2 separate regions of the Homo sapiens genome follow, and region 2 is linked to region 1. Evidence: read pairs that join two places in POLR2A ChIA-PET (ENCODE). Cell type or tissue: MCF 10A. All regions are shown on one strand. Links, peaks and the distances in the headings refer to the core of each region. The heading gives the core; the rest is flanking DNA. Region 1 overlaps LOC124904517 (a long non-coding RNA gene). Region 2 overlaps LINC02474 (long intergenic non-protein coding RNA 2474).

What was found. Peaks named below come from ENCODE experiments on the same cell type or tissue, not always from the same donor. Only the 100,000 strongest peaks of a DNase experiment are listed, where the experiment ranks them.
Region 2: POLR2A ChIA-PET joins it to region 1 with 5 read pairs; 3 of 35 experiments call an interaction of 5 or more read pairs at or near these places.

Annotation. Positions count from the first base shown.
Region 1 is chr1:221,889,830-221,906,867 of GRCh38, forward strand. The region is part of intron 2 of LOC124904517 (a long non-coding RNA gene); the gene reads left to right. Among named protein-coding and RNA genes, the nearest start is that of LINC01655, 58 kb to the left of the region's middle. In MCF 10A, for the core only: no CTCF peak of the experiment used is centred there; a DNase peak (open chromatin) is centred at 7,692.
Region 2 is chr1:221,975,283-221,992,320 of GRCh38, forward strand. LINC02474 (long intergenic non-protein coding RNA 2474) reads left to right here. Exons shown (of 3, transcript NR_149071.1): 2 at 7,718-7,861; 3 at 9,479-9,682. It overlaps LINC02257 (long intergenic non-protein coding RNA 2257), which reads right to left and starts at 3,238. Exons shown (of 4, transcript NR_149057.1): 1 at 3,078-3,238. RefSeq lists an enhancer at 3,253-3,995. In MCF 10A, for the core only: a CTCF peak has its summit at 4,583; no DNase peak of the experiment used is centred there.

The sequences.
Region 1 (17,038 bases), core at 4,493-12,492:
ATGTTGGGCTTTTGATTTAGTGCAAACATAGTTCAAGGATAAATCCTAGAAGTGTGATTGCTAGGTTAAAAAGTAGGCATTGCCAAAATGTTCTCCAAAAAGGGGGCAGCAATTCTCCTAATAATGCATTATTCTCCTAATAATGCAAAAAACTACCAGTTTCCCATGCCCTTCTCAATACTGGTCTCTCTTTTTTTTTTAATTAACTCACTTAATGGATACTTAAAAATGCTTTGCAATCTTTCAAATACCATGCAAATGTAAGGTATTATGGCCAATAACCTTTTCTAGAAGGCCCCATATCAAAAAGTGGACATCCAAGCCCTTGGGGAGCTTGTACCATCCAGAAGTTTTTACTATATGTCCTGTCATTTTCTGGAAATAATGTTTTTGGCCTTGGATCCTAATTTTTTAGGCCAAAATATCAGTTTTCCAGGATGATGGGGTTGTAAATAATGAATAAGAGAAACCCTCCAGCAAAAGCAGCTATCACCATTCTTAGAGCTTTGCTGGCAAAATAATTGAATTTGATAGCAGATAGGGCCACTTGTGCCACCCAAAATTTTACTGAGCCAGCCTGGCAGGGAATGATTTGCGAGGCCTTTCTCTTACTGTTTCCAAAGACTTTATTTTATCTACTTTCTTTTTCAAGCCTTTTTATTCTTACTATTCATTTGGAAACTGTAAAATTGAGGCTTCAGCATCTACTCACTTTTACTTTTTTTTAAGAAGCACAGGCCTAGTGCAGTGGACTGCAGGGGCCTCCCATGTTGACTTTGAAAACAAAGGAAGTCTGACCCTAAGCTCCTTTTTCCTTCTTATGGAATCCATCCACCCCAACATCACCATCTGGTAAACTCCTAGTCCTCCTTCCAGAACCTAAGGACCATCTTTCAAGTCAGTTCTTTTGTAGAGCCTTACCTACTCTGTCTTCCCACACATTTCATTTTTACCTCTAAGCAATTATGAATTTCCCAATAATTTCCTTGTTTGCATCTTTCCCCATGCCCATCTCCCAGCTATGAATTATTTGGGCTGGACCTGGGTCTCATTTATCTTTATATCTCTAGTTGGTAGTACTTGGTAAGTTTGTTGAATAAATGTTTCTTCATTTTGAATCCTTGCCTGGGTTGGACATAAAACAATAATAACACTCCTAGAATATGTAGCACAAACACCAGCACTCCCCAAATATTCCACAAGCTCCCTCATGCTTCTCAGCCTCCCTTGTATTTATGATGGGGTTATGTGACTAACTCTGGTTCACAGGCAGGTGTGTGAGTAAAGTAATGCTTGGCACTTTCTGTCTGAGGTAGGAAAGAAGGGTGGTGAGTTCCATACATGCCCTCTCTCTTGCCACTATGCCTGGAAACAAAGAACTCTGAAACAGCAAAGGTGCAAGATAGAAACAGCCTAAATGTCTCATCACTGTTGAAGGGTAGCCACCAAGGAGAGCAGCCTGACCTGCATCAGACTGTTCGGAAAGTGAGGAATAGCCTTTGGGATTTGGGAGTTTATTGCCACAGCAAAACTTAGCTTACCCTAACACAGCATATGAATTTCATGATTTGAAAATGTACGTAGAAAAGAAGCTCTTAAAATATGACAGTGTCATTTGATCACGAAACCTTTTCACCTTCATCCCCTAGAACAAGTGAGGGTTGGTACTTTGGATTTTATGACTTCAAAGCAGATTATTTTTTCAAGAGAGCACAGCCATTCCTGTTTCATTGACAGAGATTCCAAGGCATGGAGAAGTGAAAGCACTGGTTTCTGGAATTATGGGTGAAATTAGCAGGAGAACACAGACCCAAATTTCTGACCCCCCTGCTTAGATAGAACTGCTCATCCCCCAACATCAGTGTCCTCTGGGGTTAGTATTCTAGGAATAATATTGACCTACTTAGAAATGGGACAGATTTTACATCTCTAAAGCTAACTCCACTGAAGAATATCTGTTTTGAAGCAACATGGTGGTAAAAAGGTTAACACTAAATTTGAAGTTTATTTCTAGGCAGACATCCTGAGCCCTGGGGGAAAGATTGCAGCTGCCCTGTGGCCCAGATAATGCAATATCAGGGTGAACAAGGACATCTTAGAACATTCTGTTCTCCTCCCCCGAGGCCAATTAAAATCTGTAGGCATCTTTCTGTTGACCAGGCTGACTGACTAATTGAATCAGAATTATGATATTTTCATCAGCTTTCTCTTATCCCTCTCTGCCTTGCCAGCAGACAGAAAGTTTGACAATCATACAACTTCAAGTATATGAGGCCCAGTGAATGGATCTGCTCTCACCTTAAACCACTGAACATTGTACATTAAATAAGATCCCAAAAAGGATGGAACAAGATTGTGGGCAAGGTAGTGTCCCCAGATATTAGTCTCTGTTTATCCACATAAGAAGAAGCTAAATACCAAGACACCACCTTCAGGATGCTTGATGAACAAGAAATCTGTCATTTAGCAGCTGCTATTCCAATAAGTCAGCTCCGTAATTACCTCTGCCTTCCTAATTAACCATCACACTGCCCAACTGAGAAAGCTCCTCATGTTGAAGGACCAAATTCCTGCTGAAGTCTAACAAGGTTCTGTCCATTCTATTAAGCTAGGAGGTATTTTATCCTGCACATCCAAATGGTCTGGTTAGCCTTAGAGACTGCCCCAAACAGTATCAAAGCCTCTGGGAATCAGCTACACATTTCCAGTTGTGTGAGACTTCTCAGCTTGAGTGTGACAACCTCCACATTAGTAACTTCTGTGAAATTATTTCTTTATATCTAAACTGCCTCAGAAGTTAGGCATTTATAGCAGCATTAGTTCCAGCTGTGAGGAAGCTTTGGGTCACAAGATATTAGGAAGGGGTGGGGTGGGGGGAACCTCTGGGACAAAGATTTCAGCCTCAGGACCTGTTTCTGAGTTTTCTAAAAGGAAATCCCCTCAACAAACTAGGCATTGAAGGAGCATACCTCAAAATAATCAGAGCTGTCTATGGCAAACCTACAGCCAACATTATACTGAATGGGAAAAGCTGAAAGTATTTCTCTTGAGAACTGAAGCAAGACACAGATGTCCACTCTCACCACTCCTATTCAACATAGTATTTAGAAGTGCTAGCCAGGCCAATCAGGCAAGAGAAAGAAATAAAAGGCATCCAAATAGGGATGCCTCTTCAGGGAGTCAAACTCTCTCTCTTCACAGCTGATATGATTCTATACCTAGAAAACCCCAAAGACACCACCAAAAGGCTCCTAGAACTGATAAACTTTAGGAAGGTTTCAGGATACACATCAATGTACAAAAATCAGTAGCATTTCTATACACCAATAATGTCCAAGTTGAGAGCCAAGTCAAGGACACAATCCCATTTACAATACCCACAAAAAATTAAAATACCTAGGAATACATCTAACCAAGGAGGTGAAAGATCTCCACAAGGAGAACTACAAAACACTGATGAAAGAAATCATACGTGACATGAACAAATGGAAAAATATTCCATGCTCATGGATTGGAAGAATCAGTATCATTAAATGGCTATACTGTCTAAAGCAATCTACAGATTCAATGCTATTCCTGTCAAACTACCAATGGCATTTTCCACAGAATTAGAAAAAAAAAAAACTATTCTAAAATTCATATGGAACCGAAAAAGAGCCCAAATAGCCAAAGCAATCCTATACAAACACAAAGCCGGAGGCATCACATTATCTGATTTCAACCTATAAGACTATAATAACCCAAACAGCATGGTACTGGTACAAAAACAAACTTATAGGCTGGGTGCGGTGGCTCACACCTTTAATCCCAGCACTTTGGGAGGCCAAGGTGGGCAGATCGCTTGAGGTCAGGAGTTCGAGACCAGCCCCGCCAATGTGATGAAACCCCATCTCCACTAAAAACACAAAAATTAGCCAGGCGTTATGGTGGGCACTTGTAATCCCAGCTACTGGGGAGGCTGAGGCAGGAGAATCGCTTGAACCCAGGGGATGGAGCTTACAGTGAGCCGAGATGGTGCCGCTGCACTCCAGCCTGGGCAACAGAGTGAGACTCCATCTCAAAAAAGCAAAAACAACAAAACAAACAAACAAAAAACACATAGACCAATGGAACAGAATAGAGAACCCAGAAATAAAGTTGCATACCTGCAGCACACCTTTGCCTGATCTTTGATGACATCAGCAAAAATAAGCAATGAGGAAAGGACTCCCCTATTCAATAAATGGTTCTATGACAGCTGGCTAGCCATAGGCAGAAGAATAAAACTCGACCCCTACCTTTCATCATATATAAAAATTAACTCCAGATGGATTAAAGACTTAAATATAAGACCTCAAACTATAAGCATCCTAGAAGAAAACCTAGAAAACACCATTCTGGGCATTAATCTTGGGAAATAATGTATGGCTAAGTCCTCAAAAGCAATTGTAGCAAAAACAAAAATTGACAACTGAGAACTAATTACATTAAGGAGATTCTGCACAGCAAAAGGAAGTAACAGAGTAAACAGACAACCTACGGAATGGGAGAAAGTATTCACAAACTATGCATCCAACAAAGACCTAATATTCAGAATCTATAAAGAACAAAAAAAAAAATTTAAAAGTGGGCAAAAGACATGAACAGACATTTTTCAAAAGAAAACACACAAGTGGCCAAGAAGCATATGAAAACATGTTCAACATCACTTACCAGAGAAATACAAATTAAATCCACAATGAGATTTCATCTCATATCAGTCAGAATGGCTATGATTAAAAAGTCAAAAACAACAGATGCTGGCAGGACTAAGAAGAAAAGAGAATGCTTGTACACTGTTGGTAGAATATAAACTAGTTTAGCTACCGTGGAAAGCAACTTGGAGATTTCTGAAAGAACTTAAAACAGAGCTACCATTCAACCCAGCAATCACATTACTGGCTATATATCCAAGAGAAAAAAAAATCATTCTACCAAAAACACATATGCACTTATGTGTACATTGCAAGCACTATTCACCATAGCAAAGACATGGAATCAATCTAGGTGTCCATCAGTGGTGGACTGCATAAAGAAAATGTGGTACATATACACCATGGAATACTGTGCAGCCATAAAAAGAAGCAAATCATGTCCTTTGCAGCAGCATGGGTACAGGTGGAGGCCATTATCCTAAGCAAATGAATGCAGGAACAGAAAACCAAATACCACATGTTCTCGTTTATAAGCGGGAGCCGAACAATGGAAACTCATGGACATAAAGATGTCAACAACAGACTCTGGGGACTATTAGAGAGAGAAGGGAGGGAATGGAGCAGGGCCTGAATTACTATTGGGTACTATGCTCACTACCTGGGTGATGTGATCAATGGTACCCCAAACCTCTGCATCATGCAATTTACTCATGTAATAAACCTGCACATGTAGACTCTGAATCTAAAATGAAAGTTGAAATTATTTAAAGAAAAATATAAAGTAAAAGGAAAACCAAGGCTGAGGCATGTTTGGGAAAAGCTATTTTAGCTTTGAAGCTACCTCTCACCACATTGGCAGGAAGGGCTATGGACTAGTTGTGTTTCCCCAAAATTCATATGTTGAAATGCTAATCTCAAATATGATGGTATTAGAAGATGGGGGCCTTTGCGAGGTGATTAGGCCATGAGGAAGTAGCCCTCATGATGGGATTAGCACACTTATAAGAAAAGACATGAGTGACTATGGTTAAGAATAATGTATTGCGCTCTCGAAATTTTCTGAGAGAGTAGATCTCAAGTGTTCTACACACACACACACAAAGTATCTAGATAAGGTAATTAATATGTTAGTTAGCTTCACTGTAGTGATTGTTTTACAACAAATTCATTCTTTGTTAAGAAGGTTTCCCCCTTACATTTAGGAATAAGCCAAGAACGTCTGATGTCAACAAAATGCAACTTTGTATTGGAAGTCCTGGCCAGTTTAATATGGCAAGAAAAATAAATAAAAACATAAAGATTATAAAGAAGAAAATGTATCTCTATTGTAGACAACATAATTATTTATGCAATCAAAACAAATTCAACACATATAATTATTGATTTTCAACAGGGGTGCAAATGGATATTCTTTATAACAAATGATGCTGGAACAATTAAAATATCCACACATGGAAGTGATGAACCTTAACCCTTACCTCAAAAATATACAAAAATTAACTCAAAATGGATCACAACCTAAATATAAAGTTGAAACTATATAAACTCTAGAAGAAAATAGAGGAGAAAATTTTCATGTACTTAGGTTGGTCAAAGACTTCATAAATAAAATACATAAAGTGTACACTATAAAACATTCATAGATTGAACTGTGTCAAAATCAAAATCTTTTGCTTTTTAAAAGACACAAAATGAAATGAAAAGGCAAGGTACAGATTGAGAAAACATTTGCAAAACATGTATCTAATTAAAAGCTTATACCCAGAATGTAAAAGGATTCCTACAATTCAATAATAATATGGCAAACAACCCAATTTAAAAATTGGCAAAAGATTTGAAGACATACTACACCAAGGAAGATATACAAACGGCAAGCATGTAAAAAGATCCCCATCACCATTATTTATTAAAGAAAGGCAAATTAAATCCACAAGGAGATACCATTTTATTCCCACTAGAAAGGCAAATATTAAGTATTGTTGAGGATGTAGAAGAACTGGAACACACTTTGTTTGCCAGTGGTAACATAAAATGGTACAGCCACTTTAGAAAATAATTTTTTTGTGACGTTAATGTACACATATGATCCACAGCTCTACTTCTAGACATTTACCCAAGAGTAATTAAAACATATGTCCACAAAAAGATTCTAATGTGAATTTATATAGTAGCTTTATTTTTAATTCCAAGAACTATAAAGATTCCAAATATGCATCAACTGGTGAATGTTTATATAAACTGGTATCTCCATAGAATGGAATACTTCTTAGCAATAAAAATGAAAATAAACTACTGATAGATACAACAACATGGATGAGTCTCGAAAAAATTATGCCAAGTGAAAGAAGAGAGCCACAAAATGTTCCATACTATATGATTCCATTTATATGGGATTCTTTGCAAAAGTCAAACCTTAGTGATAGAAGGAAGATGTTTCAATGGTTGCCAGGGTATGGGGAATTGTATGATTCCAAAGTTCATAACAGATCTCTTTGGGGTGATGGAAATGTTTTGCACCATGATACTCATGGCACTGACATAACTGTATGTAGTTGTCAAATCTCATTGAATTGTACACTGAAAATTGGTGAATTTTATGTAAATTATGCTCAGAGGTGATTTTACACACACATACATACATACACAAACACATGCATAGATACACACATTATTTAAAATGAAAGCATTCAATGTGGAAAAGATTACAGATTACACACAACTTGGTCCTTTCCATCACTGACAGAAGATAAAAAACTTTCGGCAAGAAATTTTGAATTTCAGTTTTTTCCTGTGTCCCTGATGTTATTCCTACTGCCTCTCTGGAATAAGAGAGCAAAAGACATAGTCTGTCTAAGGACCAAAATAGATCCTGTGTAAACACACACTGTGGTTTTGATTGCACATATCTGCAGATGGATCTAAACCCTGTAGCCTTAAGCAACGACTCTGGAATCACTGGTGCCAACTCAAATCATTTATCAAAATATATTTCCCTTGCAAAAATCAAGCAGCAAATCTTCAGGACTCTTGGCCAAGGAGGGAATCATTTTGGCTAAAGCACTCTCATGCCTCTGCTAACGCAAAAGCCCATGGGCATACTAATAAATATGATGCAACAACACTTGTATTGCAGGGCAGAAGGGCAAGGAGAGGGAGCACCTCTGTCATGGATCTGTTTACTGTGTGTTTATCAATTCATATAATTATTGAGAATGTACGTGTGCCTGTTACCATGACAGGCACTGCAGAAGATGCTAAGGAGAAAAGGGTCAGGGAACAGACGTTTGGTGTAACATGCTATGCATTCAAAGTGAGGATGTTCTTATCCTTAAATTGTGTAAAATGTAATGTATACCCTTAAATTATAAAATGTTACCTTTAAATATATAAGAAAGCAAGCAAGAATGAAAATAAATGTCATCTTCAACGTAAGAAGTTAGAAAAAGAACAAACAAATACCCTGAAGGGAAACAGAAGGGAGGAATTAATAAAGATAAAAGCAGAAATTAATGAGATAGCAGAACCAAGAAATAAATCCAAAAGCTGGATCTTAGAAAAAAATAAACATACCAAAAAAAGCAAAAATCAAAAACTAGTTATCAATAGATTGCTTAATCAAGAAAAAAATTAGCTCATAAAAACAGAATACAAAATTAGTATGTGGGAAATAATTGCAGAAACTGATGAAAATGAAGGAATCACAAAAGAGTTACCTGTTCAATTCTATGTAAATAAATTTGACATAAATTTTAAACTTTCCAAATTCGTTAAAAGAATTGAGCATAACATTGACAACAAAAACCAACAGTACACAAAAAGTGATAACTATTAATTTGATACAAAAATCATCAATATTAACAATACCACCAACTGAAATAAGTACCACATTAAAGGATCATATACTATGACCAAGTGGAATTTGTTCCAGGATAGTTTAAAATTAGGAAATATTTTAATAAAAGTTACCATAAGCATAGATTTAAAGAGAACAGCCAAATGATCATCTCAGATGCAGAAAAGATATTCAACACTACACAAAAAATTGAATTGGTAAAAGTCATCAAGATAGGAACAGAAAAAGACATATACATATACACGTGTGTCAGAAAAATGTGTGTGTGTATACATGTATGTACATGAGTGTGTGTGTGTGTGTGTGTGTGTGTGTATTTATATAGAGCAGGAGGCAGAGCGGGAGCCCAATGGCCAGCATCATGCTTAATGGAAAATACTAGAATATTTCCTTTAATGCAGGAATAAAAACAAATTACTAGTCAATGAAAGTACACAAGACAAGGGTAAAACATAGAAAGATGAAAGTAAAATTATCACTATTTTCAGGCGTAACTCTATATCTAAAAATTCTAAGAGATTCAACTGAAAAAGCATTATACACATGAGAGAAGTCAGTGAGGTTACAGAGGACAAAATTAATATGTAGAAATCAATGGCTTTCGTATATGCAAACACCAACAAATTAGAGAAAATAATGGAAGATTCCATTTACATTAGCAACAAAAAGTCGTAAAGTTTCTAGGAATAAATATAAGGAACATGTAAGCACTTTGTATATGTAAAGCATACGTAAAGTATATGTAAGGCATTTAAAACATTCCCTAGTGACAGAAAAACAGATGACAATGAGTATTCAACCTTGTTTTTAAGAAAACTCACCATTCAAGATACGTTTTCCTAATTTAATTTAAAATTCTAATATACGTAATTGTCCCTGCGTTGATGAAGCTGTGGGGAACAGCCACTCTTGTACTTCTATTCATTGTGGGCAGGAGTATAAATTAATATAATCTTATAGAAGGCAATTTGGTTAATGGTTTCTAACAAAATTAGAAGTAAACACAGCCATTGAATAAAATGACACTTAATTTGTCTTACAGATACACTCATGCAACATGACACATGCAAATTCATTAATTACATCACAGTATGTTATAGTAAAAGATTTGGCATAGCGTAACTGTCCATCAGGAAGGCACTGGTTAAATTATACTCCATTCATACAATGGAACACAATGTAGTTGTAAAATTAAACTTAAAAGAATGAGAAAGTTCTACATATATGGCTATGTAAACAACTTCAAGATTAGTATTAAGAAAGAAAATAAAGACAAAAAACCACATGTAGAGTATGCTACAGTTCATGTAAAAGTCTGTGGGTCCGGAGAATAAGAATTCATATTTCCCTGCGTATATACAAAGAAAATCCCTGGGTGGACACACAAAAAGAAATTAGTAACAGTCGCTGCTGCTTTGAGGCTAGGAGGATAGAAAACAGGAGTAAAAGAGGAAATTTGCAGAGTATACATTTTGGTAATTTGGATTTTCAATCCATATGAATCCATTACAATTTAGAAAATCAAAATCAAAACTTTAATAGATATAAATGAAATAAAATAAAAAATTTAATTTAAAAGTAAAGACATTTAAATGGGAGAAAAGATTGAGAAAACATTGAAATACTAATAATTGCTACATGCTTTAAATGTGTTCTATCCTGTTTTAGGCATTTTACATGTTGTGTCCTGTTTTAGACTATTATTATCCTCACATACAGGTGAGGAAACTGAGGCAGAGAGATTGATTACATGCCCTAAGTCACAACTAGGCCATCTCCAGATTCCTGCAGTTGTAACTTCTTAGCTATGCCACCTCCTGATATCATGTGGTGCAGTCAAAATACACACTGCAAAGGCCACAATGACCACCACCAAACCGTAACACCTGAAGTTCAATCCCCCACTTTGCTTACTAGCTGTGTAACTTGGAAAAGTTCATTCGACACTTAGAGACTCAGTTCCCTCATGTGTCCAGTGGTTATGACTATACCTGTCCTGTCTCTAAAACTTGCCATGAGATCATACATGTTTGTGTGTGACAGGAAAGCAGAGGGAGAGATTTAGGTTTTAAATATGTGCCACAGGACAGAGATTAGAAAAGACGCAAGAATCCATCTTCGGGGCATTTGGACGGTACAGAAACAAATCTTGTTTATCCACTGATTTCCTTTGTGACTCTCAGGGAGAGGTTACCCTGGGGAAAGTTCTGGACCCTGACTGTAATTAAATGGCACTTATTTAAGGAAAGAAATTATGCCACCAAACTCTTTCACCTGAAACATTCAGATAATTGCATTATTAGCATTATTACTTGATAGTGGAGTGAGGAAAGGGGAGGTGGTTTTGTGGACAGTATGTACCCCTACTGTGAGTACTGTATTTCCTTATTTAAGGAAAGAAAAAAAAAATGGTAACTTTTCTAAGAAAATATCAACAGTCTTATCCAAAATAGCAACAACTTTAAAAATAGTGTGACACAGGAGGAGTGGGGAACTCCAGCTCATAGCCACAGCAGAACAGCTGGGAGCAGAGACATGCCCAACCTCTTGTGTGAGGAGGGTGAGTTGGTGATCATTCATAAATTGATCACTGTGGGCCTCTATTAAGTGGATTTCTATTAAGCGGGAGCTCCATGGTCGCTTGGGAGTCTCGCTGCACAGTAAGGAGAAAAGCTCTCTCTGGGGAATCTACCAGAGTAACTTCAGGGTGTAAGTTTTGCTTTAAAAAATAAAGTGTTGGGCCGGGCACGGTGGTTCACACCTGTAATCCCAGCACTTTGGGAGGCCGAGGCAGGTGGATCACTTGAGGTGAGGAGTTTGAGACCAGCCTGACCAACAGGGAGAAACCCCGTCTCTACTAAAAATACAAAATTAGGGTGTGGTGGTGTACGCCTGTAATCCCAGCTACTCGGGAGGCTGAGGCAGGAGAATCGCTTGAACCGAGGAGGTGGAGGTTGTGGTGAGCCTAGATCAAGCCATTGCACTCCAGCCTGGGCAACAAGAGTGAAACTCCATCTCAAATAAATAAATAAATAAATAATAAAGTGCTGGGCCAAGCACAGTGGCTCATACCCAATCCCAGCACTTTGGGAGGCTGAGGCAGGAAGATGAGTTGAGACCAGAAGTTTGAGACCCACCTGGGCAACACAGTGAGACCTCATCGCTACAAAAAAGTTAAAAACTAGCCAGGTGTGGTGGCACTCATTGGTAGGTCAAGGCAGGCCAGGAGGCCAAGAGAGGAGGATGGCTTGAGCCTGGGAGGCTGAGGCTGCAGTGAGCCATGATTGTACCACGGTACTCCAGCCTGGCTGACACAGCAAGACCCTGTCTCAAAACTAAAAATAAAGTCATAAAGTGCCTTTAATAGTAAATAGAAATAACAATTACTGATATTGTGAAGGTGACAGTCACTGTTATTCTAACTTTAAGAGATGGCCAGGAACAATTCCCCGACCTCCCTCAGGAATCCATGACACTGCCTCAGAATACAGTACTCACACTGGGGCTACATACAGTCCACGAAACCGCCTCCCCCTTCCTCACCCCACTACCAAGTAATAATGCTAATAATGCAATTATCTGAATGTTTCAGGTGAAAGAGTTTGGGGGTTTACTTCATCTACATCACATGCATACATAGTCCCAATACTAAAGCCAGAAAAATATTGATTTAAATACATTTGCTGCTGATTAATTCAACTTGGGATGTATAAGTATTGATAATCCTTCACAATCCCATAAGAATTCCACAGGAGTTGTCCTCTCTGATCCTCACAACAAACTGTAAGAGAAACTAGTTATCCCCACTCTAAAGACAACAAAATGGAGGACTGGCAAGTTTAGCTGATCTCTCCCAGGGTAGATTAGGAATAAGAGTCAGGACAGGGTCTAGGTCCAGGGTTCCTGCAACCACCCTCCTCTTAAGTGTCTGCTAAGGTCTTTTTGAGTCTTAAGATTTTGGAACGTAGAAAATTAATTAGCTTAGCCCCAAAGCTGTCCCTATGAGTACCCTTCGCCCACTCTTAAACAGGAGACAGACAAAATGGAACTGGGTACGTCACATTCATCTCCTGGTCTATTTAAGAAGCAGATTATCCAGAGTGGAAATCCACCAGGCTGTAGTTACATCTCTCCCTTCTCCCTCCTGGTTATTGACGTTAAGCTACCATGTTACTCACTGATAGAAAACTGGAAGCAAACTAAAATGAAAACTTTTTGGCCCTAAATTACTCCTTTGACCTCTAACCTGAATTTTGGCTGCTTTTGCTTAGCAGTTACTGATTCAAAGGCCTGTCTGTAAGCCACAGTGACCATGCATCAACCCTCCGTCTGGCCAATGATACTGATTTAATGAAGGGTAACGCCATGGCTGAAAATGTTGTGTGAATGACCCCAACATGGCGTGCCAGCCACTGAGGGACCCCACACCACAGAGGCCCATGGTTCTTCATGAAAACACTCAGACACCCCCCTGCCACATACCACACACCCATGCCCATCTCCCAGGACAATCTGGATTCAGTTATTCAACAAATATTTATAGAGGACCTCCTAGGTGCCAGGCACATTCCATGTATTGGTATTATGGGATCTTTGGGGTGCTGCTTTTCTGGCCGGAAACCTGTGGTCAATGGTACCTTTGCCCACGTTTTGCTCGGGCCCACTGGGCTCATTCCACCTACTTGGCCTGGCAGGCTGTGCTTAGCTCATGCTACCAGCTTGGATCCCATGCCTCCAAGGGAGACTGCAAGTCAGGCATGGAGCAGCGAGGGGTGTATGAGCAACTGTGGGGTCTGGCCACTGCACAGTCAGACATGCTGGCTGCTGCTGGGGGCAGGCAGCTCCAGGTGCCGGCATGAGCACCGGCTCTCTGTGAGGCTGTGGCTAGACCAGGTGCACTGCAAGCAGCTTCCTTGGCTGACTCTGGGGAATGCAGTGACACCTGGAAGCTTGGAGATGCCAGGAACCACAGGGCCCCAATGAGGGAGTCACAGCCCTGGCTCGGGGAGCTCCCAGGTCTGGGCTTCCTGAAGGGCCACAGCTCATCTCCCCTTCTCCTCACCTTCAATGTGGTGAGCAAGGAGCATGTTTCAGCCCTGTTTGGGTTACAGCTCTTTTAGCCTCACCATTCTGCAGGTCCCAGATTCTTGTCTTATGACCAGGAAGAATGAGGTACGCAGACAGAGGAGGGTGAGCACGATGAAAAGGAGCTTTATTGAGTGATAGAACAGCTCAGAGAAGACCCACATGGGGCAGCTCCTTTCTGCAGCCAGGATGTCCCATCAGGTGTTCAGCTCCTAGCAGAGAAGGTGGCTCCTCTCTGCAGCTGGTCTTCCTGTCCTCTGTCGAGTTCTGGCTCAACCGGGGCTTTTATGGGCCTCAGTGGGGAGGAAGTGAGTGCCGATTGGTCAATAGGCAGCCATGGGTGGGCCCAGAAAAGGCACCACAAGTTCCCACTCTGGTCCGTGGGACTGGCAGCCCAGCCCCCAACCTTCAGGCCCTCCGTGGCCTGAAGGTGGGGACTCACTGAGGACCCTCCCCCTTCTGCCCAGGAGCCTCTCTGCCTCCTGCCACCACCCATGGTGCCCAGGCTGTTTGTACCAAGGGGCACCTGCAGCCCAGTGATGAGCTGCCGTCAGCACCCCCTCAGCTTCCCCACTGAGCTTGTTAGCACCCAAAGTCTGGAGGGGACCAAGGCGACTGGGGGCTGGTGTGTCAGTGCTGCCCCACGTGTGTGCATATCTGGCCAGGCTGTGACAGCACCCAGGCTCAACTCCAACCCTGCTCCAAGATCAGAGCAGGTGCTGGGAGCTGGGAGAGGCCAAGAAGTGGAGGCAGACACCCCTGAGTCTGTTGGGCAAGTGAGGGGGCCTTCCTCAGTCCCCGAGGGTGCAGAGTGCAGTGAACGCCTGGGTCCTGCACCTGAGAGGGCAGGGGTCCCACCTGCTCTGTGGAGTGTGCACTCTGGCCACACTTCCTCATAGCCTGAAGGGGGGCTCTAGGTCCTTGCTGGGCCCTTTTCTGCCCACCCCTTCATGCCCAATCACACTGCTCCCCTGCTAGCAGGTGGCACAGTTGGCTGCCTCAGGGATGCAGGGCACAGTGGACCTACTGCTGTCATTTCTGCCCCTGCAGTCACTCCTGCCACCACCACCCACACCTCCCTGCTGCAGCTGGTGCAATGGCAGTGGCCACTCCAAACGGCCCACCACCACCGTCACTGGGAATATAGCAATTAACAACACACAAAAAAACCCTGCCTTTGTGGCACTTATATTCTAGTGGGGAGATTTAGATGATAAACACAATAATAATAATACTAAAATATTTAAATAAACTCACCTACTATATTTCTTCAAATCACACCTTCAAGCCTCTCTGGGGCTCTAGTTTCTAGACTATATTTCTGCCTGGGTCTTGATTTCTAATATTCACCACTCACCTCCAAACACTGAGCCTGCCTTGGTGTTTTGGCCACCATCACCCTCAGCCACTTCTGACAGCTGGAGCCCTACCCTGAATCTCGTTACGTGAAATCCCTCACTCATGCACTCAATGAGACATGTTGGGAATTGTGCTGGGATGTCCATCATCCTCTCCCATTAGCTGTTCCCTGCACTGTGAGTAGAGACAGCTACTATCAAGTCCAGGGGGCCTGACTAGCTCTAATCACAGCTCCCTGCTCCACTCCCTCTTTGGTCTGGTTCTAGATCCTATCAGGCTTTAGGGATCTGAGACGGGAGCATCTCCAATACAATAGTCATTCAGAAGGAGATTCATAACCCAAGGGAAGGATGTACAATTCCATGGTAGGACCAACAATTCCATTTTGAAATCTACTACACATATTGGGCAGTGTTCTTTCATCACTCAGCATTGCTTGGCTTCAGTTTCCACCCTCGTCAGAGTCCACCCTCATTCTTCTTGTCTCCTGTGTCTCCCCTAGCCCCACTCTCTGTGCTTGCCGATGTGCTCCCTCTCACCCCCCAAGCTTCCACTTCCCTGCTTAGCACACTCTGAAGGTATTCTTTCTCCCTAAACCAGCTTTTCCCTGTTACTACCCAGCACATCCATATATAACAACAACAAAAATCCTCTCTTTATTCCCATGGACAGGTAAAAAAGAGGTAAAGGAAAATCCTGACAGTTAAATGCATTGAAAACAGAAAAGGACTAAAATTCAAATCTCCAGGCTCTGAGCTCTTTCTAGTAGTCTACATGGCTTATGGCTTGTAAGAATTTACCAGTGACCTAACCTCCTTGTTTTGGAGCTCTCAAGCAAAAACGTCATTCACTCTCTTTGTCTTTACGATCTCTCTCTCAATACACACCCACACAGAGTGAGAGAGAGAGAGAGAGAGAGAGACAGAGAGAGAGAGATACACAGAGTTTCTTGACTTGGTTTAGGATGGGGAGGGCTGGGCGTATGGAAGTTGATGCATCAAAGGCCTCCATAACTTGGTGAGGCTGCTGGAGGGAGGAGCAAGTGCACTTTCGCTTAACAGAAAGATATTTGGCTTTTTTGCCCCTCTCCAATATCTAGGTGAGCATCAATCTACGTAACATCTATAAAGACTGCTGAGCTATTCAAAGACCAGCATTACACTGCACAGTGTTACTTAACAAGGAGACTAGCAACAGCTTACACCCTTACAGCCAAGGAATTTCTAGTCTTGGCCTTTAGTCAGGAAAGGAAGAGAGTGGAAATTGAAAATCATTCTGATATCTGCCTCACTGTAAGGATCCATATTAATGTCAAATGAATAAGATTGGTTTCAATAGCAGTGTATGTGAGTTAAATTTGTGAAAACTGCATCCATGGAGATTTGCAAGCATCAAAGAGCAGGCTGCGGGGAACTACCCTGAATCCAGCTGTCTTAGTCCATTTATGTTACTATAAGAGATTACTTGAGGATGGGTAATTTATCAAAAAAAGAGGTTTAGCTGGGCGTGGTCGCTTGCACCTGTAATCCCAGTGCTTTTAGGGACCAAGGTGGGAGGGTTGCTTGAGCCCAGGAGCTCAAGACCATCCTGGGCAACATAGTGAGACCCTGTCTCCACAAAAAATTTTTTTTTTTAATTAGCCAGGTGTGATGGCACAAACCTGTGGTCCCACCTACTCAGTTGGCTGGGGTGGGAGGATAACTTGAGGCTGGAAGGTTGAGGCTGCAGTGAGCCATGATCACACCACTACACTCCAACCTGGGTTACCGGGCAAGACATTGTCTCAAAAAAAAAAAAAAAAAAAAAGAAAAGAAAAGAGATTTGTTTTGCAGGCTTGCAGGCTGTACAAGAACCATGGTGCTAGCATCTGCTTCTGGTAAGGGCCTCAGGCTGCTTCCATTCATGGCAGAAGGCAAAGAGAAGCTGGTGTGTATAGATCACATGACAAGAGAGGAAGCAAGAGAGAGGAAAGGAGCCAGGCTCATTTTAACAGCCAGCAACTGAGGGAACACTCTCATGGGAATAGACTGAGAACTCACTCACTACCTTGAGGATAGCACCAAGCCCG
Region 2 (17,038 bases), core at 3,320-11,319, 84 kb after region 1:
GACCGCACTAACTATGCCTAGGAAGGAAAGGAGTTGTTGTTTTGTAAGGGATTGAGGTTTGGGAGATTAATCGGACATGATCAGCAGGGAAAGCATGTATGTTTTTATGAGAATTATGCTGAAATAGGTAACAGACGAGGATGAAATTTGGGCTTGATTGAAGTAATGGGGTCTATCTGTGAAGGTTTGCAGCAGTATGGCCTAGGTAATTTGCTGAGCCTAATGGGTGTCAGGGTCAGTCTAAGTGAAAGCAAAGAGAGGCTGGGACGAGGGGTGCAGGGGAATAGTGAAAAAAGCATCTTTAAGATCAGGCACGGAATAGTGAGTTGTGGAGGAAGGTATTGAGAACAAAAGAGTGTATGGGGTTGGGCACCACAGGGTGGATAGGCAAAACAATTTGGTTGATAAGGTGCAGATCCTGAACTAACTTGTAAGCCTTGTCTGGTTTTAGGACAGGTAAAATGGGGGAATTGTAAGGAGAGTTTATAGGCTTTAAAAGGCCATGCTGTAGCAGGCGAGTGATAACAGGCTTTAATCTTTTTAAAGCGTGCTGCGGGATGGGATATTGGCGTTGAGTGGGGTAAGGGTGATTAGGTTTTAATGAGATGGTAAGGGGTGCATGATCCGTCGCCAAAGAGGGAGTAGAGGTATCTTATACTTGTGGGTTAAGGTGGGGGGATACAAGAGGAGGACAGATGCAAAGAGGATTTGGATTGGGAAGAAGGGCGGCAATGAGATATAGCTGTAGTCCAGGAATAGTCAGGGAAGCAGATAATTTAAAGTGTCTCAGCCTAATAAGGGAACTGGGCAGGTGGGGATAACTAAAAAGGAGTGCTTAAAAGAGTATTGTCTAAGTTGGCACCAGAGTTGGGGAGTTTTAAGAGGTTTAGAAGCCTGGCCGTCAACACCCACAACAGTTATGAAGGCAAAGGAAACAGGCCCTTGAAAAGAAGGTAACGTGGAGTGGGTAGCCTCCGTATTGATTAAGAAGGGGACAGGCTTACCTTCCGCTGTGAGAGTTACGCGAAGCTCGGCGTCCGTGAATGGTCTAGGGGGCTTCCGAGGCGATCGTGCAGTGTCAGTCTTCAGCTGCTAAGCCGAGAAGATCTGGGAAGGAGTCAGTCAGAGAGCCTTGGGCTAGAGTTCCAGGGGCTCTGGGAGTGGCTGCCAGGTGAGTTGAACAGTCCGATTTTCAGTGGGGTCCCGCACAGATGGGACGCGGCTTAGGAGGAATCCCGGGCTGCGGGCATTCCTTGGCCCAGTGGCCAGATTTCCGGCATGTGTAGCAAGCTCCTGTGGGAGGAGGTTCTGGAGGAACGCCTGGCCACTGCGGTTCAGGCGTTTGGAAGTTCTTGTGTGCTGGAGATGTGGCTGGGGTTTGTCTCACAGTGGAGGCAAGGAATTGCAACTTTTTTCAGTTATTGTACACCTTGAAGGTGAGGTTAATTAAGTCCTGTTGTGGGGTTTGAGGGCCAGATTCCAATTTTTGGAGTTTTATTTAATGTCGGGAGCAGATTGGGTAATAAAATGTATTTTGAGAATAAGATGGCCTTTTGACCTTTTAGGGTCTAGGGCTGTAAAGTGTCTCAGGGTTGCTGCCAAACGAGCCATGAACTGGGCTGGGTTTTTATATTTGATGAAAAAGAGCCTAAACGCTTCTGATTTGGGATAAAGAAAAAGGAGCATTAACCTTGACTATGCCTTTGGCTCCAGCCACCTTTTTAAGAGTAAATTGCTGGGCAGGTGGGGGAGGGCTAGTCACGGAACGAAACTGTAAGCCGGACCAGGTGTGAGGAGGGGAGGTGATAAAAAGATTGTAGGGTGGAGGAGCAGAGGCTGAGGAAGAATTGGGACCTAGCTCGGCCTGGCGAGGAGCAGCCTGGGGAGGAAGGGAGAGGTCAGATGGGTCTGTAGAAAAGGAAGATTAGAAAGACTCAGCGATGCTTGGGGTTGGTACTGAGGGGACAGGCGGGAGGGAAAGAAGGAAGATTTGGGATGAGTTGCACTGGGCACAGAGGCTAGGAAGGGACTGATGTGTAAAAGAATGCCTGGACGTCAGGCACCTCAGACCGTTTGCCTATTTTACAAGAATTATTTAGATTTTGCAGGATTGAAAAATTCAAAGTGCCATTTTCTGGCTATTTGGAACTACTGTCGAGTTTGTATTGGGGTCAAGCGGTATTGCAGAAGAAAATAAGGCATTTAGGTTTTAGGTCAGGTGTGAGTTGAAGAGGTTTTAAGTTTTTGAGAACACAGGCCAAGGGAGTAGGAGGAGGAATGGAGGGTGGAAGGTTCCCATAGTGAAGGAAGCAAGCCTAGAGAAAAGAGAGAGTAGAGAAATGGAGGGAAGGGTTTGGGGGTTCTTACCTTCCAGAAAAGTGGGAAAAGGGGTTGGGGTGCAGAGATAAGAGGTCAGGGTGTGGAAATAAGGGATTGGGGTACAAAGATATAAGAGGTTGGGGCACGGAAATAAGGGATTGGGGTGCAGAGATAGGTTGGGGCACAGGAATAAGGGATTGGGGCACAGAGATAAGAGGTTGGGGCATGGAAATAAGGGATTGGTGGTTCTTGCCCCATAGAAAAGCAGGACTTGCCGCTAAGGGTGAAGGAGAAGGGGTTGAGGGGTACTTGCCCCCCTCCTAGAAAAGTGGGACTTGCCAGTAAGGGTGAAGGAGAATGGGTTGAGGGTACTTGCCCCTCTCCCAGAAAAGCAGAGAAGGGGTAGAGACATGGAGAGAAGGGGCTGGGGTACTTGCCCCTTCCCCAGAAAAGCGGGACTTGCCGCTAAGGGTGAAGGACCAAGGCAGGCGTCCCTGCGTGGTCTGACACCCTTGAAACATGGGTGTATAATCAGAGAGGTGTCCCTGCAATGATTAAACACCAAGGGAAGGCTGCCTTCCCAGTCCGTGACCCGCGCCAGAGTTTTGGGTCCACGGATAAAACGTGTCTCCTTTGTCTCTCCCAGAAAATGAAAGGAATTGAAATTAAGAGAAGGGAGAGATTGAAGAGTGGAAAGGATAAAGTGGTTGAGGGACAGTGAGAGAGGTTGGAGAAGAGAGTAAGAAGAGGCTGCTTACCTGATTTAAAATTGGTGAGATGTTCCTTGGGCTAGTCGGTCTGAGGACCTGAGGGTCATAGGTGGATCTTTCTCACGGAGCAAAGAACAGGAGTACAGGGGATTGATCTCCCAAGGGAGGTCCCCCAATCCGAGTCACGGCACCAAATTTCATGTGCATCTGTGTGAAGAGACCACCAAACAGGCTTTGTGTGAGCAACATGGCTGTTTATTTCACCTGGGTGCAGGCGGGCTGAGTCCGAAAAGAGAGTCAGTGAAGCGAGATAAGGGTGGGGCCGTTTTATAGGATTTGGGTAGGTAAAGGAAAATTATAGTTAAAGGGGGTTTGTTCTCTGGTGGGCAGGAGTGGGGGTCGCAAGGTGCTCAGTGGGGGTGCTTTTTGAGCCAGGATGAGCTAGGAAAAGGACTTCAAGGTAATGTCATCACTTAAGGCAAGGACCGACCATTTACACTTCTTTTGTGGTGGAATGTCATCAGTTAAGGTGGGGGCAGGGCGTATTCACTTCTTTTGTGATTCTTCAGTTACTTCAGGCCATCTGGGCGTATACATGCAAGTCACAGGGGATGCGATGGCTTGGCTTGGGCTCAGAGGCCTGACACCTATGATGATGATGGCATCTTATTCAATATCTACTATATAACAATTGAAATCTCTAAATGAAAGCCAAGGGTTTGGAAGAATTGATGTCCTTTATTACTAAAGAGTAATAGACATGGAGACATCTGATACATCATGGCGTGTGTGTGTGTGTGTGTGTGTATGTGTGGTTGGGAGTGTGGGTGGTTAAGTATATGCGCATACGCTTATTGGGTAATGGAAGGGGCAGGTCATGGGAAAGGGAGATGCAGAATCCAACTTGGGTAAATTTGTTTTTTTCTAAGGTAGTCCAGCAGATAATTCAGTGAGAACATATTCTGAGTGACACCTACAGTGAGTATTTCCAGTGGGATCAAACAATCAAATAAAGAATTAAATAGAAAGCAGCACAGAGTGATTTTTTAAAACATGCCTTCAAAACAGTCAACAACATAGTAAAGAAGAATTAAAGCAAATGAGGCTCATCTAGCTTGCTTTTCTCAACAAAATTGGAGTAATTAAGTACAAAGGTAGTATGATAAGAAATTACATGAAAATAGGCAGATACAGACCAAAATTGCTTCCCCAGAATTCTTTCTCAGACTCCTACTACCTTGCACTTTTCTGCTCCCCAGCCTCTCTCTCTCCCTAACCTAACTTTTCTGCTAAATATTTTCTGACTTTTGTCTCCCTCCTGTGCCTATACATTTTTGTAGCTTTTCTGAGCTCAGGCTTCAGCTCTTTTTTTCCTTCAGTAGAGACCACATGGTACCCTGAGACACCATATCCTATGGAGCCCAAACTTGGTGTTATCATTGGCCAGCTGTGGGTTCTAGTCAAGTTATTTAGTCTCTCTGAGTGTCACCTGTCCCATCTTTTAAAATGAGTAAAATAATACCTACCTTAAAAGGTTTTAATGAAGTTTAGAGATATTCCTTCTAAAATTCCTGCCACCAGGTGGCTGCTTCATAAAATAGAGCCCTAGGTATCAATAAGCCTTCAATCCCTTCATCTAAAACCCTTTGCTAACCTTAAGTATAATTTTTCCTTCCTTTCACAACACTACAGTATTGTATTTTTACTTTTTTAACTGTGATAAACTACACATAACATAAAATTTACCATCTTAACCTTTTTTTTTTTTTTTTTTTTTGAGACGGAGTCTCACTCTGTCACCAGGCTGTAGTGCAGTGGTGTGATCTCAGCTCACTGCAACATCTGCCTCCTAGGTTCAAGTGATTCTCCTGCCTCAGTCTCCCGAGTAGCTGGGACTATAGGCACGTGCCACCATGCCCAGCTAATTTTTGTATTTTTTAGTAGAGATGGGGTTTCACCATGTTGGCCAGGATGGTCTCGATCTCTTGACCTCGCAATCCTCCTGCCTTGGCCTCCCAAAGTGCTGGGATTACAGGCATGAGTCACCATGCCTGGCCCATCTTAACCATTTTTAAGTGTACAGTTCAGTAGTGTTAAGTATATTTACATTGGTGAGAAACAAAGCTCCAGAACTTTTTCATGTTGCAAATCTGAAACTCCATACTAAGAAAATAACAATTTCCTATTCTCCCCCCCCAACTCCAAGCCTTTGGCAACCACCATTCTCCTTTCTGTTTCTACGAATTTGACTACTCTAGGTACCTCATGTAAGCCAGTTTACATAACTTTTGTCTTTTTGTAACTGACATATTTCACTAAGCATAATGTCCTTAAGGTTGATCCTTGTTGTAGCATGTGTCAGAATTTCCTTCCTTTTTAAGGCTGAATAATATTCTATCTGTATGTATAGACCACATTTTGTTTGTTCATTCATCTTCATTGGATATTTGGGTTGCTTCCATCTTTTGACTGTTGCAAATAATGCTGTTATGAACACAGGTGTACAAACCTTTTGAGAGCCAGGTGCAGTGGCTCACACCTGCAATCCTAGCAATTTGGGAGGCAGAAGGATTCCTTGAGCACAGGAGTTTGAGACCAGCCTAGGCAACAAAGTGAGACCCTATCTCTACAAATAATAATAATAATAATAATAAATAGCTTGGCATGTTGGCATATCGCAATTACTAGGAAGGCTGAGGTGGGAGGATAGTTTGACCGGAAGAGGTCACACCACTACACTCCAGCCTGGGTGACACAATGAGACCCTAACTGAAAAACTAAAAATAAAACTAATCTCTTTGAGACCCTACTTTCAATTATTTTGGGTATATACCCAGAAGTGGAATTGCTGAATTATATGGTAATTCAACATTTAATGTTTTGGGGAATGGTCATACTCTTTCCTGTAGAAGCTGTGCCATTTTGCATTTCCACCAACAGTGCGCAAGGGTTCCTATTTTCTACATCCCTGCTGGCACTTGTTTTCTTTTTCTTTCTTTCTTTCTTTTTTTTTTTTTTTTAATAGTAGCAATCCTAATGAGTATGAAGCAGTCTCACTGTGGTTTTGATTTGCATTTCCCTAATGCTTTGTGATGTTGAGCATCTTTTTATGCGGTTGTTAAACATTACTATATTTTTATAGTTTTATATTTAGTTTTAACACCATCGCTTCAAATAAAAAGTATTTTTGAATGCATTCACTTTAATTCCTCAAATTTCCTCTCCCAAATTACTTATTTTTAGTTCATTTCTTGCTTACTCAGACTAGAAACTTGACCATCATTTTCATCATCTATTATACTGAATGACTCTTCAAGTCCTCACATTTCTGTTTTTGTGATGATTCTTACACACATTTTCCCCCACTTGGGCTGTCACCTACCTCATCCAGAAGCTATTCCCTCACACTTAGACACTGCAATGGCTTCCTATGCACCATGACTTATTTTTTTGCACCAACTCCTATTCATCTTGAACACTGCTGCCAAATTAATCTGTCTTTAATATACCACATTTATTCTGAAATTAGTGTAATGAAGAAATTGTGATAACTATTGCATACTCCAGAGGTTCTTAGATTTGTCTCCCGTGGAATGTTTGTCTTCCCCGGAGCAGAAGTATTCTGTTGATAAAATAAAGTAATGGTAGCCTTTTTCTAAATCATAGAAAAATTAAATTGACGGCTAATTTCTTTTCAATTTTAGGCTTTTCTCCTACTTTTATTTATTTAGCCTTCTACACTTGCCATTGTTTGATTGGTGGCAGCTCCTGGCAGATAACATTATAAGAATATATATATATATATATATATATATATATATATTTGAAATTAATTGAAAAGCTCGGAAGTCATTAATCATATCTAGTTGGGCAGCTTGGGATTTTTGCCACTGTCATCATAGCTATTTATTTTGTTAATAAAAATATGTGTATAGTTTCCTACTAGATAAATATATGAATACTATAGTCATATTTTCAGCTGAGAAAATTTTTACACTTCATAAGGAACTAAAAGTACCCACATTAGTAATCCTTAATACTAACATGACTCTCAGGTTCTCTGTAATCTGACAAATTTGAAAACCAGTGATCTAATAATTGATTCTGGACTCCTCAACTTCTAAAGGCAGTCTCCCTAAAGGGATATCCTAAAGATGTTTATGATTTTCACATTTTGAGAGGGTGAGGAAAGGGGGGAAGCAGGTATTGCCAATGTTGGGAGATGATTTTCCACAGAATTTTCTTATAAGAATCTGCCCTTGGAAAATAAAAGGAAGTCACAGGCATTATGTTCAGGGTTAGATATTGAATATAATTTTACAAACAATGTATGACCAATTAGAGAAGGGTCTGTTATGGCCTGTAAGATCCTAGGAGACATCTGTTTCAATTTGTGTGTATCTCACATAAGATAAAGCAAATGTGACAATGTTATTACCTTCCATCCTCTATCCATCTGCTGATACTAGGGAATGAGCCAACTGATGACCCCACCGTCCTGATGTCATAGCATAGGACAATGTGGGTCAGTCTTGAGCCAGCTTTGCATGCATGCGTGGAAAAAGGTGACCCCAGTTACTGGCTTGGATGGCTTTACAGTTATATTTTTCTCATACAATAAGCAAAAATTTTACAAATTTTGTTTGAAGACCACAACCAATATTCTTGAACTCTCTCCCTGAATAAAGACCTTTGCAAGAGGGTCCGAGACATTTGCATCATCATTCAGTGAGACCTGTAAACACAGCATCTGCCTTTGACCACATCCATCTGGAAGAACCTGAGAGATAATCCATTTTATGAAATTTTCCCTACCCTGAAATGGGAGAATGGTAGGTAAAGTAGTGGCAATCCCTTCTTCCTTTTCCTTCCGTGTGTGTGTGTGTGTGTGTGTGTGTGTGTGTGTGTGTGTGTGATGTAAAGAATGCACACTTCAGGTAAAATATGTGAGCAGCTAGGGAAGGTTTGGATTATTCAGCTCATAAAACATTCCACATCATCCTCCAAGGTGTACACTTCCTCCATATCTAAACTTTCACTATCCCCAACATTCACTCCAGCTAAGCCAGTCTCCTCCTTGTCCCTGGAACACATGACAACTCTCTACCACACCACCTCCATGCCTTTGCTCATGCTGTGTCTACACCAGGGATCATATCCCAGCCCTCCCTCCCCTCTGCCTCTCCAAATCCCATATATCCTTCCTCCAGGAAAACTTCTTGTATTATTCCAGTCCTCATATATCTCACTATTTCGAAAAAGTCCCTCTGTGTTCAGAGCTACTCCTTTATTGTGCCAACACAGCATCATTCCATATTAACTGATTCATTCATTAACCAATATTTAGTGGTTGCCAGCCATTTCCAAATAATTCTGCTAAATTCTCAGTTTTTACTGTGCTCAAGCAGATAAGTACACAAATAAGTATGACATAGACTAGAAAGTGAACATACATGAAAAAGGTGTGGCCATTCAGAAAAGAAGGCAATGAACTCTAACTGGAAGGATCAGGAAACACTTTGTGGAGGTGACTTTTGTGGTGGGAATTAAAGGATAGGAATGTTTGGAGGTAAAGAGTAGGGAATTCCAAACTCAGGAAACTGTCTGCAGGATGCATCTTGCTGGCAATACTTTGCTACAAAGCTGCCTGAAGAGGTGTCAAGGAAAGCTTCTGGCTGCTAGGTGCTGCTGGCTGCCATTTGCAGTGAAATCTGTATACTAGAAAAGCTACCTGTATTGTAGGAACCAAGTTCTGGAGAAGCTCCTGGGCTGCTAGAACTGGGTGCTGGAGAAACCAGGTATGCTGAAGGAGGTTGATGAAACAAACACACTGTAATCAGAAAGAGAATCCCCTTCCTCCTGCAGTATTCCACCAATAACTTCTACTGACAAAGCTTAACATTATGTCAGCTGACTTAGAAGAAATATTTGCAGGGTCCAGCTGCATTATCCACAGAATAGTGAATGAAGGATGGAGTTGGAGCTGAAAGAAAATAAGCTGACAACTGGCACAGTAAAGTATTTGGCTCCACAGTCTCTACGTATACCCTTCTATACATATTTACACTTCTGTGCAACAATGAAACAACTCTATATTTCACCTAAAAAGATACAGCTGTCTTAAAATGTAAAGAAGTCCTCAGCTTTGCTTTACAGTGAGGAGATGCACAGTCTCAGTTGTCATTATTTTCATCATTGGCTATATATTAAATATTTCTAAAATCCTGTCACAGTCTCTGTTACCTAAAAATAAATTTATAAAATTAACCCACAAGAACTTATATGTAAAATAAAAATAAGAAGAAGAAAATGTTAGCTTATATGAGGGGTCTTCAAAAAGTTCACGGAAAATGTGTATTTTTTATATATATAAAAATAGATGTGTGGATTTCAAACATTTTCGGCACAAAAGTAAACTCGTGCTAACTTGTTATAACATGCCTGAACAGAATCTAATTTGAAGCACTGAGAAGGATAAGGCATCCATTTGAAAAGGACTCCTATATTGCAACATGAATTCTGCTAAAATTGAAGCAAGAACAAACATCAAATTTATGATGAAGTTTGGGTAGAAGAACGATGAAATTAGTGACGCTTTATAAAAAGTTTATTGGGACAATACCCCAAATGAATCAGCAGTTTAAAAATGGATAACTTATTTTAAGAAGAAACAAGATGATGTTGAAGATGAAGCCTGCAACGGCAGACCATCTACATCAATTTGGAAGGAAAAAATTAATCTTGTTCATGCCCTAACGGAGGAAGACTGACAATTAACAGCACTGACAATAGCCAACAATGTAGACAGCTGGTTCACCTTACACAATTCTGAGTGAAAAATTAAAATTGAGCAAACTTTCCACTCAATGAGTACCAAAACTGTTGTACCCAGGTTAGCTGCAAATAACAGCAGAACTTTCAATTGAAATTTTAAACAAGTGGGATCAAGATCCTGTAGCATTTCCTTGAAGAACTGTAACAGGAGATGAAACATGACTTTACAATATGATCCCAAAGACATAATCAAAGCATAATCAAAGCAATGACTGCCAAGAGGTGGAAATGGTCAAGTCACAGCAAAAGCAGATGAGCAATGAGCAAAGGTCATGGCAAAGTTTTTTGGTGATGTTCAAGGTGTTTTACTCGTTGACTTTCTGGAGGGCCAAAAAACAATAACATCTACTAATTATGAGAGTATTTTGAGAAAGTCCGTCAAAGCTTTAGCAGAAAAACACCCAGGAAAGTTTCACCAGAGAGTCCTTCTTCACCATGACAATGTTCCTACTCATTTTTCTCATCAAACAAGGGCAATTCTGTGAGATTTTCCATGAGAAATCATTAGGCATCCACCTTACAGTCCTGGTTTGGTTCCTTCTAACTTCTTTTTGTTTCCTAATCTTAAGAAACTTTTTACCTTAAGTTAAAGTATATAGCTATTTAAGATTTCCTAATCTTAAAAAAATTTTTCTTCAGTTGATAATATGAAAAAGATTGCACTGACATAGTTAAATTCCCAAGACCCTCAGTTCTTTATGAATGAACCAAATGGCTGATGTCATTGTTTATAAAAGTGACTTGAACTTAACGGAACTCATATTGAAAAATAAAGTTTATATTTTATGTTTTTACTTGTTAATTTTATTTTTCCACAAATTTGGAAGTCCCTTGTACATACAATAAGATAAATATGCAAAGTGACCACGGTCTTCATTTCTATAATTGGTTAAGATGCTATTCATAATTGACATCTATGGTTAAAATGCTATTCACAATTGATATCTATGATTTTATTTTTCCATAATCCATTTTATATTTTCATCTTTCTCAGTCAGAACTTCAGCTGTTTGGGGTTCTTTACCTGGTAGAGTGATCCAAACCTTCATTCTTTAAGGGCTCACTTGTTGTTCTGCTTTTTCTGCCTTTTTGTTGTTGTTTTTTTTTTTTTTTTTTTGCTATAGCTTTTCATTAACCTTTACTACTGTGCATAATGGTATTAAAAGGTACCCAGGAGAATTCTCCTTGCCTCTGCTGTGAGCAGTGGCCTGTTTCCCTTGGTAAATTGGGACCAGTTCTTTCAGCCAGTAGGATGACCTCTTTTTCTGCCTGTTGGTTCAGTGGCACAAGGATCCTAAAGTGGCCACGTGGCAACCTCATCTTCCAATTTATTGGAATTATTGTTGTATCCCCTGGTGGAAATGTTTTCTCTCTAGGTCCTAAAACTTCCAAACAAGCAGATCTCACAAATAGCAGAAAAGGAAGCAAAAAATTCTGCAAGTGGGTTCTTAGGTGTAATGGTGCATACAAAAAGTACTAACCAAATAGTTAAAACATTGAAAAAGATAAACAAGAGTTTACCAAAATTTAAAACTTGCTCTGTGTGAAACACTTATTTAAAAAATGAAGAGACAAGACACCAGCTGTGGGAAAATACTTGCATTTCCCTCATTATTAATGATGTAGAGCACTTTTCATTACTTATTGGCCATGTTTTTTTCTTTTGTGAATGCCTGTCATTTTAATTGGATTTTAATCTTTTTATTACTGAGTTATGAGTGATTTATATATTCTAAATGCACATCATTTGTCAGATATATGTGTTATGAATATATTTCTCAATCTGTGGCTTGAGATTGTGGCCTATTTATTTTTTAGAGTCTGTTTTGACTAGCAAAAGTCTTGAATTAGAGTCTGGACTTACTAAGTTAAAGACGTTGATTAGACATCCAATTGGAGATGTGGGCTAAGCAGTTGGATGTTAGAGTCTGGAGTTCACGGTTGAGATCCAGGCTGTAGCTGCACTTGAGGGGTTCTCAGAATATAGATGGATTTTAAAGCCATCAGATTGGATGCTGTCATCTAGGGAATGGGTACAGATAATGAAGAGAAGAGGGACTGGCTCTGCGTTCTAGGACACTCTGACATTAAGAGGTTGAGAGAAGAAGAAAATCCAGCAAAGGGGACTAAAGATGTTGACGAGTAAATAGGAAAATAATCAAGAAGGTGTGGTGTCTTAGAAGTGAAACCAAGAAAATATTTCCAAGAGGAGAGAGAGATCAGTAGTGACAAATGCTAGTGAAAGTCAAGTATGGTCGCAACTAAAAACCGACCCTTGGGTTTGGATACATGGATGTCATAGATGGCCTTGACAAGAGCAGTTTTGATTGCTAATGGGGCATAGTATCTACCATGGAGGAAGAAACCAGAAAAGGGCTGGGTTATTTTGAGTGAGAAAATGGAGGTCTTGATTCAATCAAAGAATAATTTTAGGGAATAAGGGAATGTGAGAGCTGTATGAGCAGAAAATTATCAAAGACTTTAAGCTCTCAGAAGTTAAGTCATTCTGGTTCATGACAGCTTTGAGGGTGTAGCTATGGGTTTGCTTATCTGGTACAAATGGAGCTGAAGAACTTCAGAGTTGAGGAGTTTAAATACCTGTGAAACCCAGTGTTAGATGGGTTATGCACACAGACATTGATGTTGCCCAAGGGAAAGGCAAGAGGTGATGAGGAACAAGCCCTGAACCTGGAAAAGCAAGATATGTTCTAAGAGTGGACGGAGGGCTAAAGGACTACGATGCACTATTTAACCACCAGCCAAAATACACACTAGTCACTTTTTTTTTCTTCCTATTATCATGATTGAACATGTAAGGAATAAAGCAGCTGTTCAGAATTTTAGGGATTTACCAAAAAGAACAAATGGGCCCTGTCATGTGGGCTGTGTCATGCCATTCCTCAATGAGCTAAGATAAGTGATTCATGGGTATGAGTCACCATGACATCTGTCACATTGGATCTCTAAAGACGGTATGGATTTGCGTTGAGATGACCTTGCTTTTTAGGGCCCTGTGTGTAGGGGTGTGTGTGTATGTACGTGTGTGTGAGACTATAGCATCATGAACTAAAGAATTTGAAACTTTCTGATTTAAAATATTTAGAGAAGAAGAAAACATTCCAGATGAGACTGAATGCTCAGATTCGACTTTCATTTTTGTCTTGATAAAAAAGAGATATTAATACAACCTGATTCCTGAGCCATCCTCTGAACACTTACTGAGGCCCACAGCAGTGTTTCAAGTGGATACCTGGTGGTATCTTCACAGTTTAAAACAAAAATACAATACCCTCTGTTTACTTTGCCTTGGCATACATTTTAGTTCCCTAGGTCCAGGAATTGACATCCTATAGAATCCCAAAGAAGTGTCTGGGACCACAGGAAATGTCACATCAAAGAGATAAATGATCAATGTCCGGTGCTTACATAAAAACCTTTATCACATGAAAGTGAAACGTGGGCTGCTGGGCTTTGGATGAGGCAGATCAGGGTTTCAGGATCAACTCTGCCACAGATCTGCCTTGAACACTTAAGCTAAGACGTTACCTCCCCTGAAATTCTGGACCATCTTTTGTAAAAATAGAAATAATATTACTCAAGTTAAAGGATTGTCATGATAATTAAATGAACAGACTTAAATGAAATCTTCTGACCCAGGCTCAGCAAATATTGATTTCTTTCCCTTCCTCCTGTCTTCCCTTCTTCAGTAAGAGAGAAGCCTATTTGAGTGTCAAAAACTGCCTCAAACCCAAAAGACAATGCATTAGAAAATGCCCTGGAAATTATAAACTATATCATTGTGTCATGCTAATTAAAAAGTGCCTAAGCTGCCAGTAGGCCCAGGTTGGGTTCAAGTCTATACTTCACAATTTATTGGATGTGTGACTGTTGGTAATTAATGTACCTAGCCTCAGTTTTCTCCTCTGTACAATGGGATAACAGCCCCTATCTCAGATGGTGGTCACTGAAAAGTTTCAATCAAAGAATGTGTATAATGTGCTCAACAAGGTTTTTATCATGTAGTAGCATGTACTCAAAAGCTGTTAGCTAGAAGATCCACCTTTTAACTATCTTGGTTATGATCTAATTCTACTCTTTCTCCCAGAAGTAATAGGGAAAGTTAAAGGGAAGGTAGAGGAACAAAACAGTTTTAGAGGTCTTGCTCTTGTCTTGGTAACAGAGAAGCCCATTCTAAACACCTACCACCTGCCCTCCACCTCATCTGGCAATAGCACTCCTAGAGAGCACAGATTCCACCGTCACTGTGACAATGAACAGGTGGGTGTGGGGAGGGGCTCTCTGAGAGATGTTCACACACACACACACATGCACACACACCAGCTTGGAAACCCAGGACAAAACATCCAAAAGCCCCTCAAAAATGAAAAAAAAAAATTGGTCCAGCCAATTTTGGTGAAAAATATCTGAGTTTCAGAGCAATTGTAGAAAAAAGTCTGGGAGGCTACAAAGCACCAGGCAGCACCTCCAGACCAAAGGGGATGGCCAAGCCCTGGGTATGCTGTGGAGAATCGGGTCTGCAGGTGCTCAGCACCAGGGTGCATGGTGGTGCTTCTCTTCCCTCTTACCCCCACAGGTCTGGGATTCTACAGAAGTATAAATTGAAGGGTGAGAGGTCTTCTTGGGTTTTTGGCAGGGAGCTTCTAGTTGTGGTTTGTTTAGTTTTTAAAGATAAAAATAGTAGTGATATATGTATATAGGGTGTGTATTTGTGTGTAATGGTAGTGAAAGATGGTGTTGAATCACTTTGAAAGCTTTGCTAAACTAAACATAGTTGACCTTTCCTCTACCCATTCCTAAAACACGAAGGTTCTAATTCAATAATTCTGTTGAGAGGTCTGGATGTAAGTCTTTGGAAAAAGAGTTCAATTCTTTGAGACTTTGATTCATGAGACTCCCCAGGCAGCAGAGAGAACCAGTAAAAGAATATCAGCAAAGCCATCTCTACCTACCCCCAGTTTGTTTAGAAGCAGAAAGTTAAAGTAATCCAGAACTCTTCCATGCAGGGCAGGAGCATTCAGTCCACAAGAGGCTTCCAGATTACCCATTATGTTACCCATTAATATTTTGCTACTCTCAATACCGTGTTTTCTTTCTTCTTTCCCTGCTTTGCTTTAATCCTCCCTCTGTTTTTTTATTCTTTCCCCTTTCTCTGCTTCCTATTAGCTTCTATGATATTTGCAGGGCTGGTCAGCATAATATTAAGGAAGTTTTTGCCACTGCTCTATTTTAATGCCCTCCCACCAGGGCTCCCTCAGGGGCCCTCCATTGCACCTTCATTGTGATGCTCTTTAGTTGCTGCTGTTTCCCACAGTATAGCAGGGAAGGGGCTCATCTGCACCTGCCCTCTCTTTGCTGGTGACACACTGTTCTGCCCAGGCTGATCCCTGCCCCTCTTCCTGCCACCCTCATCCATGCTAACCTCCATTCTGATGTTCCTGCTTCCCAAGACACCATGGTGGAGAGCAGTGCTTCTCCAACTTAAGCTTGCACCGGAAGCCTTTGGAAGGCTTGTTGAAACTGATCGCTGAACCCCAATCCTCAAGGTTCTATTTCTAAATCTGAGTTAGAGCCCACGACTTTGCTTTTCTAACAAATTCCCAGGTGATATAAAGGCTGCTGGTCCAGAGACCACACTTTGAGAACCACTGATGGTGAGGAAAGAATGGACATGGGGGCCAACCTCTGCTAACTTTCATTTCTAGTTTAGCTGCTGATCAGTTGAGTGACCCAAGCAATTTATTTGCCCCCCTGAGAGGCTTGGTTTTCTCAGTTGTAAAAATATGTTGACAATAACTTTCCAGTACTGTTATTAAATAGGACATTGTCTTTCTGGTCTTCTCTGTGAGAATCAGAAGTTATTCAATAGGATCAGAAACACTGAGCTCACCTTATCAGCAATTGCTAGTTATGCAAGCATTACTGCCACCAATACCAATGTCATATGGCGACTGCAAATGTGTGGCCTTGGCTCATGTGGGAAACCACTTAAATATACAATCCCAGGATTCTCTCACCTTCCCCTGACACTTAGGCTTCCTATAAATATATAGTTTAAGTAGAGAAGGGAAAAAAGTCACTTTCATCTTCCTGGTTCTCACTCCCCTTCCTCCCTTATTCATGCCTTTCATTCTGGAATCATGTAGCTAATTCTAAAGGGCACATTTTGTCCTTAGAAGGTATGTGCAGGGCTTACATTCCTGTGCTCAAAAGAGAGTGTGGTCTAATGGGTAGGAAGTGGGTGTGGAAGGAATGGTAGGTTCTATTTAAAGCCTCCCTACTGACTCACGGAGGCATCTAGGGAAATGGCTTAACTTTTCTGAGACTTGGGTTCCCTCTTGTTAAAAAAAGGACAGATAACCCCTTCTTAGCAGGGTGCTTCTGAGGACAGAGAACTTAGTGTTTGAGAAGCACTTGGAGGTGGGGAGCTATCTGATCATATAAATATGGAATCTAGAGATGCACATTCTTTCTCCACCTTCTCACAAGCTTTATACAATGATTCTGTCCAGCCAGTTAGGCAGGTCAAGATCCCATCCTGACCCATCTGGAGACTTAGAGATTGGTAACATTTGGGAAAATAAAAAAATTTTAAGCATTCCTGCTGGGCCTACATCTCATTTCCCCTGAGATGTGGGGTAAGGAGAAGGCAGGTGCAGGAGAGTCATGGCCCAGGTGTCTGAATATAAGCAGTCTCGGCCTGGCTGTTACCATCTTGAGGTCTTGGGCCAGAGCCTGCCCCACTCTGAGTTTAAAGCTCTGATTATCTCTGACTCTGCTGCCAGCTCTTTGACACCCCAAGGTTCTATAGTGCTGAGTAGTGAAGTCTTTTGGAAGTAAATAGAAAATAGCTTTTGTTTCCTACTAGGAGATCACAATTCCACCTGCACTGTCTTTTCCACCTTCCCATGGAGAGGCTCCCATGCATCAGCTATTTACTATTTCAGTTTTTTAATGGAGTTCTTACTTGCCTTGGGCTAGAGACTGAGCTAGAACTGGGAATACAAAAGATAAGACAAGGTACCGGCCTGTGAAGCATACCATCTAGCAAGAGAAATGGCTCCTTGGAGAATGGCAGCACAGAGGAGAGTTAACCCCCACTGAGAGTTTGAAAAGGGCTTCAAAGAATAAAAAGGAAGAAAAAGGAAACTATGGCT